Linked DNA regions of Mus musculus: region 2 is linked to region 1. Evidence: chromatin loops called from intact Hi-C (ENCODE). Cell type or tissue: gastrocnemius. All regions are shown on one strand.

Region 1 (5,000 bases):
CCTGAGTGGATTTCGTTGAGTTCCTTTTTTTGGACGGTCAAATGCACGAGACCAGAGAGCAGCTGTGCTGTTTTTGTCTGTTTGTTGGCTCTTAGCCGGAGATGCCTTCAAGGGCTTCTTGCTACAGTCTGGGTTGGCTGTTCTCTATGCCTGCTGCCCAGCTCATCTTCCCAGCCTTCCCCATCCTGTGCTGGATCCCTCTCCCGGCAGCCCCAGGGGTTTGTCTCCCTCACTTTGGACGTCCATCATCCATGGTGACTCCTGGGAAGTGATGAGATCTCCTTTCGTGTGTGACCCCATTTTTGCCTCTGCCCCCACCACACCAATAACTGGGGAATTCTAGAAGAGAATTAGAAGCAATTGGAAGGCCACACTCCTCTTTTATGGCCAGTGAAATATTCAATGTCATGCCCCCTGTGCTTCTGTGAGTCTATCCCAAAGTTATCACATTGGGATAGACTCACATATCCCAAAGATATCACATTTGGGATAGACTCACAGAATGTGAGTCTATCCCAAAGTTATCACATAGCCTACGATTTAAGAAAGACAGTTTGCAGCAGGGGCAGTGGTGGTGTCCCCCTGCTTCTGTATCAAAAGATCTGGTGGAAAGAGTCACCTGACAGGAAAGCTGGAGTGGCAAAGGATAAAAGCATTTTCCAAAGTCTATGTAGCTGGAACTATGTAACCCAGGCTGGCCTTGAACTCGCAGAGATCGGCCTGCCTCCACCCATAGCCCCAAGCCACAGTGCTGGGACTAATAGCAGGAATGTGTGACAACCCCCTTTTCTCTGTGTCTCTTGCTTTTTCCAGACGCCTGAGTTGATTCTCCTGGCCTTCTTCACTAAGGCTCCATGACTCTAAGCTTGTCCTTCCTCTCCCCTCTGCAGCGGCTGGTGATCGAGCTCAGTCACTGAGTTCTAGCTTTTATCTTCCTCTTCACATTTTTAAATTTTGACATAGAGCTCTGGAACACACAGTCACAGGAAGGCAGAACATTTTCCATAGAGAAACCGAAGTCCTGCTTGTGAATTCTGGGCTTGGGGTGAGATGGAGAAACAGAAAACAAATAGGGAAATGAAAATAATTTAAATGTTTCACTCCCAATGTGTGCATATGAAAACTGTTAGACAAAAAAAAAAAAAGAAAGAAAAATAGACAAACAGAAGGGCTTTTCAGATGTTACTTCTATTTTTCTATTTATTTATTTGTTTATTTATTATGTATTTATTTACTTATTATATTACAGTAAGTACACTGTAGCTGTCCTCAGATACTCCAGAAGAGGGCATCAGATTTCGTTATGGATGGTTGTGAGCCACCATGTGGTTGCTGGGGTTTGAACTCAGGACCTTTGGAAGATCAGTTGGTGCTCTTAACCACTGAGTCATCTCGCCAGCCCCAGATGTTACTTCTAATTTGCTAAAACACATCAGTTGTTCCAGGGGCCAGTTTGAAACACACCCTCCATAAAATATGTACACGTTGAAACCCTTTGCGCCCAACTTCTTCTGGGCACAGAAACACAGGGAGTCAGAAGCCATGGGCTGGTGTCTGGGTTCAGTGATCCACCAGGAGGTGCCCCTGACAAAGCTCTTTATCATCTTGGGACTCCAACAACAGGATATATGGTTTCTATTGCCCAAGTCAGCAAAAACACTTCTCCCATCTGCCTGTTTAACTGGGTCAAAGGGTAAAGTTTGTCCTGAATCCTCAATGCTTAAAATCAGGCTTGCCCCTAGACAGATAAGAATGATACAGAGGTGACAGGTGCTGATTCCCCTGGCTTTTGGACAAACATTTATTAAGCACTTGCAGTGTGACAGACCCTGTCAAGCCTTAGGCAAAAGCCCCTAGGAATTGGGTGGGGCACCAGGGACATCTCATTTAGTCTTCACTGCGACCACTTGGGTAAGGATTTTTCTTTTTCTTTCTTTCTTTATTGAATTTAAATGCAGTTTATTTTTAGACAACCCACATGACTTTTTTTTCCCCTTTTTTTCTTTTTGAATTTAAATGCATGGGGTGAGAATTTTTCAACCTCACTTTACAGTAACAAGAATTTAGGGATCTCGTCTAGGTCGCTTTTCATTATATCTCCAATGCGTGCAACACTACTTTTAGCAAAGTAAATGTTTGTTGAATTAAGCAGTAAAACTTACAAATTACACAGCAGTAGCTATCAGGCTGCTTTGATGCTCAACTGTAGGTGTTGTCAAGAACAGGCTCCAACTAGTGTTACAGGCAGTTAAAGCTCAAGGAAATTGTTCTCGTCTGGTTCAACATCGTTACATTCTCGGGAGAGCTGGGAAGAGTCAGTCCCACCAAGGTCGCCTACTCACTAGGTAAGAAATTATACTTAAATTTAAAGCGGCGAGAGGTTGCGTAGCGACCGAACCGAGGCGGCAGGCTGCACCGCGCATGCGTGAACGGGCCAGCGGTTTTTAAACCCTCTCCTTTGCGCATGCGTATACGCATGTCTCCGGAACGCCCCTCCCTCCTAAGGGTCTGGCGGTTGCTAAGGCGACAGGAATACAATATGGCGGCCGGATCCTAACGCTCCCCAGCCAGGGACCACCGCGAAGGTCCTCGAGCCGGAAGCCACCTCTGGAAGGGAGAAGGCCGGTACCACAGTCTCCTCTTTTCTTTTCGGTCCGGGGCCGTCCAGGGGCTGACGGCGTCATCCGCGTTCAGGATGAAGAGTGAGTGGGGCCGGAGAAGGGCTGAGGGTCCCCGGGGCCTGCGGGGCGGCGCCGCAGGTACCCGGGGCTAGGCAGCGGGTTCTGCTGGAGTTTGAGGAGTTGTGTCATTTCGTTCATTCACTCGCTCATTCGTTCGTTCGTTCGTTCGTTCGTTTGTCGGATCGCATCTGAAATCTCAAGACATTGGCCGTCGGCTCTGAGCGCTCACACGGTGGCTCCCCGCCCCTGCGGGACGGCGGCTTAAACCGCGTTCGAGAGGGACGCTGGGCCGCCTATCTTACTTTCTGAGTTAAACAGTTGTGGTTCTGAAAGCATCCTTTTAGCGGAATGTAAAACGGTTGCTTAGAAGTTGGGAGATGAGGCAGTCTTTCTAGAAAATAGAAGGACTGGAAAACTGGACTTAGTGCCGGGTTTGTGGGTAACCTGGAGTCCAAATGCGACTAGACAAGTCGGTTTTGTTGGGACCGCTGTTTGATTTTCATAGATATACGGTTATGATTGCCTGTGATAGTGTAGCCAGAAGTGTAGTCTCTTACCGTGATTAGATTGTGTTCTCTGTAGTTACAATATCAAATTGACACTACATTTTAATTGCAGTGCAGTAATTTCTATGTACCATAAATGACATAACATTTAAAAAATAAGTCATCTCATTCACCCTTCAGTCTTGTGTCACTGTGTCACTCCCTTTAAGGAAGATTAATGTGGTCTTGAGGGGAGTGACGGGCGCATTCATTCCCCTCACTTAGAGGCAGAGGCAGTTGAATTTCCATGAGTTTGAGGCCAGCCTGATCAGTATAACAAATTTCAGGATAGCCAAGCCTACTAGACAGAAACTGTCTCAAAAAAAAAACAAAAAAAAACAAAAACAAAATCTGATGCAGTAGCATGCACCTGCAATCCCAGCATGCCTATGGTGAGATGGGAGCAGAGATAAGAGATTCCCAAAGAGCTCGAAGTTCAGGCATATGCAGTGCTAAACACCACAGACACTACTACAGGTGTTCCTCTCACCCCAGCTATGGTATCTTCTCTCTCCCTCCACACCCTTCTCTCTAGTATTCTCTCTCTCACCACAGATCCTATAGACACACTTAAAGAGGAGAAAAACAAAAACAAAAAAAAATTTAAGAAAAGTTAAAAAATAGACACATCATAAAATGCAAATTATATATGCAAAATATTAATTTAAAAAAATTTAAGTTTTATATATATATATATATATATATATATATATATATAGAGAGAGAGAGAGAGAGAGAGAGAGAGAGAGACAAGGCTAGCCTCAAACTCAGAAATCTGCCTGCCCCTGCATCCCAAGTGCTGGGATTAAATGCATGCGCCACCACCGCCCGGCTCATTTTGGTTTTTCAAGACAGGGTTTCCCTTTGTAGCCAAAGCTACCCTAGAACTAGCTCTGTGGACCAGGCTGGCCTAGAATTCAGAGATTAGCCTGTTTCTGCCTCTCAAGTGCTGGAATTAAAGGCGTGCACCATCACCACCCTAGGCCTCCAGAAAGTGGATTGTGGCCAAAGTTTTGGTAACACCCAGGTTTAGCCAGTTTTCCTGTCCTCCTCCTTTGCCTTGTAAGTCATTTGCATAGTGAGTGGCAAGGTGTCCCAGGGTAAAGTTAAGAGCATCCGCTCTGGAGGTGGAGGACATTGCAGCCAGGCACGGAGCTAGGCAGACCCACAGCCTCAGGAGTCCCTGCCGCCTCTCAGCCCCCTCAGCTCTCATCCTTAAACAGGTGTAGTGACAGCAATCTCCAGGGAAGATGCTGAGGATGCTGAGGGGTCAGGTAAGACGGTGTGTGTGTGTGTGTGTGTGTGTGTGTGTGTGTGTAAGACACCACTGTGTCTGGCATGCAGACTGGGAGTGAGTGCCTGGCTGGCCCAGTGGATGGAAGACATCGACTCGAGAGAGAAGATGAGCTTGACCAATCCTTACTTGAAGACATTTGTCCTTACTGGATCTAATTAGAGTCCTTACTTTTTCCTCTCTAGACTGTTTTTTGGTTTGGTTTGGTTTTTGGTTCTTTGAGACAGGCTTTCTCTGTGTAGCCCCAGTTGCCTTGGAACTCACTCTGTAGACTAGGCTGGCCTTGAACTCACAAGAGATCCGACTGTCTCTGCTCCCAAATGCTGGCAGTAAAGGTGTGTGCCACCACTGCCTGGCCTGTCTGATTTTTTTTTTTTTAAGATTTATTTATTTTATGCATGTAAGTACACTGTAGCTGTCTTCACATACACCAGAAGAGGGCATCAGATCTCATTACAGATGGTTGTGAGCCACCATCTG
Region 2 (5,000 bases), 2.0 Mb after region 1:
AGGCAGGCACTACCTAAGAGCCAATCTATTTGATGGCGGCCAGCCGATGCAGAAAGTGCAGCCTTGTCTCTATGGCTACGGCTGCTAGTTCAGTTCAGGGGCTCAAAGACGCAGGCTGCAGCCCTACAGGGGGCCTTCGAGCCAGAGAGCTGCCAAATGAAGGGAAGGGGCATGCTGACATGGGGCATTCTGCAGTTCTGTCTGAATGACCCTCAGGGCAGGGCATCAGGAGGCCACGTGTCCACCTGTTTTTCTGTTCTCCGTAGGCTGGCCTTGAACAGGCTGGTTTCAAACTAGGGATGACCCCTCGCCCTGACAGTTTGTCTATGTTTAGACAAGTCGTCAGTGCTGGCTGCCACGGCAGAGGGCAGAGGGCAGAAGAGGCCAGAAAGCATCCTGTCCAAGGCCAACCTCGATGTCCATCCTGGCCTGTGCAGGGGCATGGCTCAGCATCTGGTTGGAAGTTGACACTGCCATCTGGCTTTGTGACATCTGGCTTTGTGACAAGATCTTTGAGCTCCCTATAACCTCTGCTTCTGCACCCACAAAATCTGTGCACACACAGAGCAAGCTCCAGCTGGGTTCCTGCAGAATCGCCAGCCAAATTCATTAACAGAAGGTCGAGAGGGAGACGATGGGTTGTCGCTCTAGAGAGGAAGCTGAGCCAGATGTTACACTCAAGAAGCTAGGACCTCGGATAATGAGGGAACCTAAAACACACTATCCACCTAAGAGGACCGAGCCCCTTCAGTCCCATATTGCCAATGGTTAGGGCATCCACCCCAACAGTAGGGCCCAAGACCCCAGTTTACCCCAGACACCTTTCTCTCTCTGCCGATCTTGGTGTCTGTCCTCCATGATCTCAGTCAGGTCCAGCTGCCACTGTCCACCGACACTCCTCTAACTGTGTCATTGTTCTTGGACAGCAGCCCACCTGTCCAGGCTCCTGATGCATGCAACTAACACATGCCAGGTACCAAAGCGTAGGACTCCTCAGTAAACACAACAACCTAGTCTCTGTCCTAGAGACCTGATGTGCTGGAAGTGAAACAGAGAGCCCTTGACAGCCAGGAAAAGCCCAGAGGTGATTGCAAGGACTGGTGTGGGTCAGCAGCTGCTCCCAGCTGAACCCAGCAGCTGCTTGTCGAAGCATAGCAGCTATGACAACCCACAGGAGACTCTCAAAAGAGTGGGCCTAGTAGTGTCCTGCTATTTTTTTTTTTTTTTTTTTTTTTTAGTTTTTTCAAGACAGGGTTTCTCTGTGTAGCCCTGGCTGTCCTGGAACTCACTATGTAGACATGGCTGACCTTGAACTCAGAAATCCACCTGCCTCTGCCTCCCAAGTACTGGGATTAAAGGCATGTGCCACCATTGCCCTGTCCAGTGTCCTTCATGATGCAGGAGGCTCATGAGTCTCTTGAGGCCTCTGTCTTAGTCAGGGTTTCTATTCCTGCACAAACATCATGACCAAGAAGCAAGTTGGGGAGGAAAGGGTTTATTCGGCTTATACTTTCATACTGCTGTTCATCACCAAAGGAAGTTCAGGACTGGAACTCAAGCAGGTCAGAGGCAGGAGCTGATGCAGAGGCCATGGAGGGATGTTCTTTACTGGCTTGCTTCCCCTGGCTTGCTCAGCTTACTCTCTTATAGAACCAAGACTACCAGCCCAGAGATGGTCCCACCCACAAGGGGCCTTTCCCCCTTGATCACTATGTGAGAAAATGCCTTACAGTTGGAGCTCATGGAGGCATTTCCTCAACTGAAGCTCCTTTCTCTGTGATAACTCCAGCTGTGTCAAGTTGACACAAAACTAGCCAGTACAGCCTCTCTCTACCCTAAGAGTACCTGAAAGAGCCTTGAGCACACAATGTCAGAAACAATGGGCACCTCACCTCAATTTATAAGTCAGATTCATTGACAGTGATTTGCCAAGTAATCCTGAGTTGCCTGCTGCTGCAGCCATCAGCAATCAGAGGTAGAGAGCTCATGAGGACATAGGTGAGAGTCTGTGGAGACTGAATAAGTCTTAGGAGATGCAAGTGCAGACACGGTAGGTACAGGCCACTGGAAGAGTCAGTTTGAAGTGGGCTGTGTCATAGGCAGAGGATGCTGAAGCAGGGGACAGAGGATGAGTTCTCACTCTGGCAAAATTCCTGTGGAAAAGGCCGGGACCAAGTGACAGCCACTCAGCGTGCCTGCCCCCGTCTAGACTTGGGTGCCTCTTTTAGAGATCCAAGTGAGGGATTCCATCTTGTTTAGTTGATAAGTCCATGTCCTGGAACTCACTCTGTAGACCAGGCTGGTCTTGAACTCAGAAATCCGCCTGCCTCTGCCTCCCGAGTGCTGGGATTAAAGGTGTGCACCACCATGCCCGGCTCACAAGCAGCATTCATAAACAGAACAAATAAGTGATCAGTGTGTGCCCCCTGGTGTGCCAGCAGGTGGCATTCACCTGTGTAAATGCTCAGTGTGTGCCTCCTGGTGTGCCAGCAGGTGGCATTCACCTGTGTAAATGCTCAGTGTGTGCCCCCTGGTGTGCCAGCAGGTGGCATTCACCTGTGTAAATGCTCAGTGTGTGCCCCCTGGTGTGCCAGCAGGTGGTATTCACCTGTGTAAATGCTCAGTGTGTGCCCCCTGGTGTGCCAGCAGGTGGCATTCACCTGTGTAACAGTGCTGTGGAATCATTTCTCGGCACTTACACTCAAAACAGAGTGTGTTGGTTTGAATGGGAATGGACCCCATGTTCCACGTATTTGAATGCTTAATCATCAGGAAGTGTCATGTTTGAAATGATTAAAAGGATCAGAAGGCCTTGTTTGTAGGCTTTAAGGTTTCAAAAGCTCTTGCCAAATTCAGAGTCCCCCTCTTTCTCTCTCTCTCTCCTCTCTCTTTCTGTCTTTCTGTCTCTGTCTATGTCTCTCTTCTCTGTGTATGTCTCTCTCATCTGTCTGTCTCACCCTCTTTGTGTCTCTCTCTGTCTCTGTCTATCTTTCTGTCCCTTTCTTCTGTCTGTCTTTCTGTCTCCCTCTGTCTCTGTCTGTGTCTGTCTGTGTCTCTCTTCTGTCCCTCTCTTTTGTCTCTGCCTTTCTGTCTCCCTCCACTCTGTCTCTGTCTCTCTGTCTATGTCTCTCTGTCTGTGTGTGTCTATCTGTCTCTCTCCTCCTCTCTGCCTATGGCTCACGATGCAGCTCTCAGTTACCCCTCCAGCACCAAGTCTGTCCATGTGCAACCATGCTCTCCACCATGATAATGAACTAGACCTCTGAAACTATTCAACGACTAAGAAAACCCCAATTAAATGTTTTTGTTTTTGTTTTTTTAAAAATAAGAGCTGCCTTTGGTCACTGTGTCCCTTCACGGCAATAGAACAGTAACTAAGACATGAAGTAACTCCAGTCTGTGCTCTAACTAAGCCATCTGCAAGCTGTTATCCCATATAAAAGAGTTCCTTCAAGAGATGACTAGCTGGGCTGACAAGATGGCTCAATGAGTAAAGGTGCCTGCCTGCTAACAAGCCTAACAACCTGAGTGTGACCTCAGGGACCCACATGGTGGAAGGAGGAGAGAACTACTCCTCAAGTTGCTTTCTAACTTTAATGTGTGTGTGTGCATGCATCACGATTCGTTTCCCAGGACACAGGACATAACACAATATGTAATCAACTTGGGCATAATAAAGTTTCCTAGTAACAGCAGAATCAACATATAAGAAAGTTTTCTTAACTCACAAATCCACCTGTCTCTGCCTCCCACCACACCCGGCAAGAAAGTTTTCTTATAATGGCAGGCTAACCAGGTAACAGTTACCTAGGCCTTATCATTTAACCTAGGCCTTAGCATTCCATCTATGTCTTAATATCTTCCCTATGCCTGAGCATGCTGATGCTGTCTATATCAGGAATGGAGAAGCCTTTTTTTATATTGCCCTAGGGAGAGTCACATGACACCCAGATTAGCAGAGAGAGAGAACAGAAGAATTATGAATTAAAAAGGCGACCCTGGGACAGCCATGTTTTCTGAGTCACCAGAGCCTAATTTCTCCAGCACTTTGCCTTCTGAATAAATAGACCTAGACTCACCAAAACCACAACTATGTATGGCTGGTTGTAGGTATGTACTGGTTGCTCATTGGCTATAAACTTCTCATAGACACTGATGGCCTATGCTGGCCTTCCTCCCCACTCATAGCACATGCTTCAGGATGAGTTGCTGCTGGGTGGTTAAGTGGAGGGAGATGAGAACAGGTCAGCGAGCAGATGGATGGAGTGGATAAATAGAGACGTAGGGAGGAGAGGAAGAAAGGGATGAAGGGAGAGAAGGATGGATGGATGGATGGATGGATAGATGGATGGACAGAAACAACGAGAAGAAAGTTGGATAGAAAGTGGAATGGGCCAGGTGGTGGTGGCACACGCCTTTAATCCCAGCACTTGGGAGGCAGAGACAGGCAGATTTCTGAGTTCGAGGCCAGCCTGGTCTACAAAATGAGTTAGTTCCAGGACAGCCAGAGCTACACAGAGAAACCCTGTCTCAAAAAACCAAAAGAAAAAAAAAAGTGGAATGGATGAATGGGTAGAAAATAGATGGAAGACAGACAGATGGCTGAACAGATAAGGGAAAGATGGATGGTGTGATAGCTTGTATATGCTTGGCCCTGAGAGTGGCACTATTAGAAGGTGTGGCCTTGTTGGGGTGGGTGTGGTATTGTGGGAGTAGGTGTGTCACTGTGGGTGTAGGCTTTAAGACTCTCATCCTAGCTGCCTGAAAGTCTGCTAACAGCCTTCAGATGAAGATGTAGAACTCTCAGCTCCTCCTGCACCATGCCTGCCTTGATGATAATGGACTGAAGCTCTGAACCTGTAAACCAGCCCCAATTAAATGCTGTCCTTTATAAGGCTTGACTTGGTCATGGTGTCTGTTCACAGCAGTAAAACCCTAACTAAGACAGATGGGTAGAAATGGATAGATGGAGCAACAAAAAGGTAGAGTCAGAGATGAAG

The links. Peaks named below come from ENCODE experiments on the same cell type or tissue, not always from the same donor. Only the 100,000 strongest peaks of a DNase experiment are listed, where the experiment ranks them.
Region 2: it touches region 1 in a loop (4-fold over the local background); 1 of 42 quality-filtered maps calls a loop at or near these places.

The regions. Positions count from the first base shown.
Region 1 is chr12:110,838,448-110,843,447 of GRCm38, reverse strand. It overlaps Mok (MOK protein kinase), which reads left to right and starts at 2,509. Exons shown (of 12, transcript NM_011973.2): 1 at 2,509-2,702. The coding sequence starts at 2,696. 4921507G05Rik (RIKEN cDNA 4921507G05 gene) reads right to left here and starts at 2,419. Exons shown (of 2, transcript NR_152102.1): 1 at 2,163-2,419; 2 at 1-1,039. In gastrocnemius, no CTCF peak of the experiment used is centred here; a DNase peak (open chromatin) is centred at 2,464; H3K4me3 peaks cover 1,407 bases; H3K27ac peaks cover 862 bases.
Region 2 is chr12:108,845,767-108,850,766 of GRCm38, reverse strand. It overlaps a transcript of Slc25a47 not described here. Among named protein-coding and RNA genes, the nearest start is that of Slc25a47, 2.9 kb to the left of the region's middle. In gastrocnemius, a CTCF peak has its summit at 2,502 (motif pointing right); a DNase peak (open chromatin) is centred at 133; H3K27ac peaks cover 200 bases.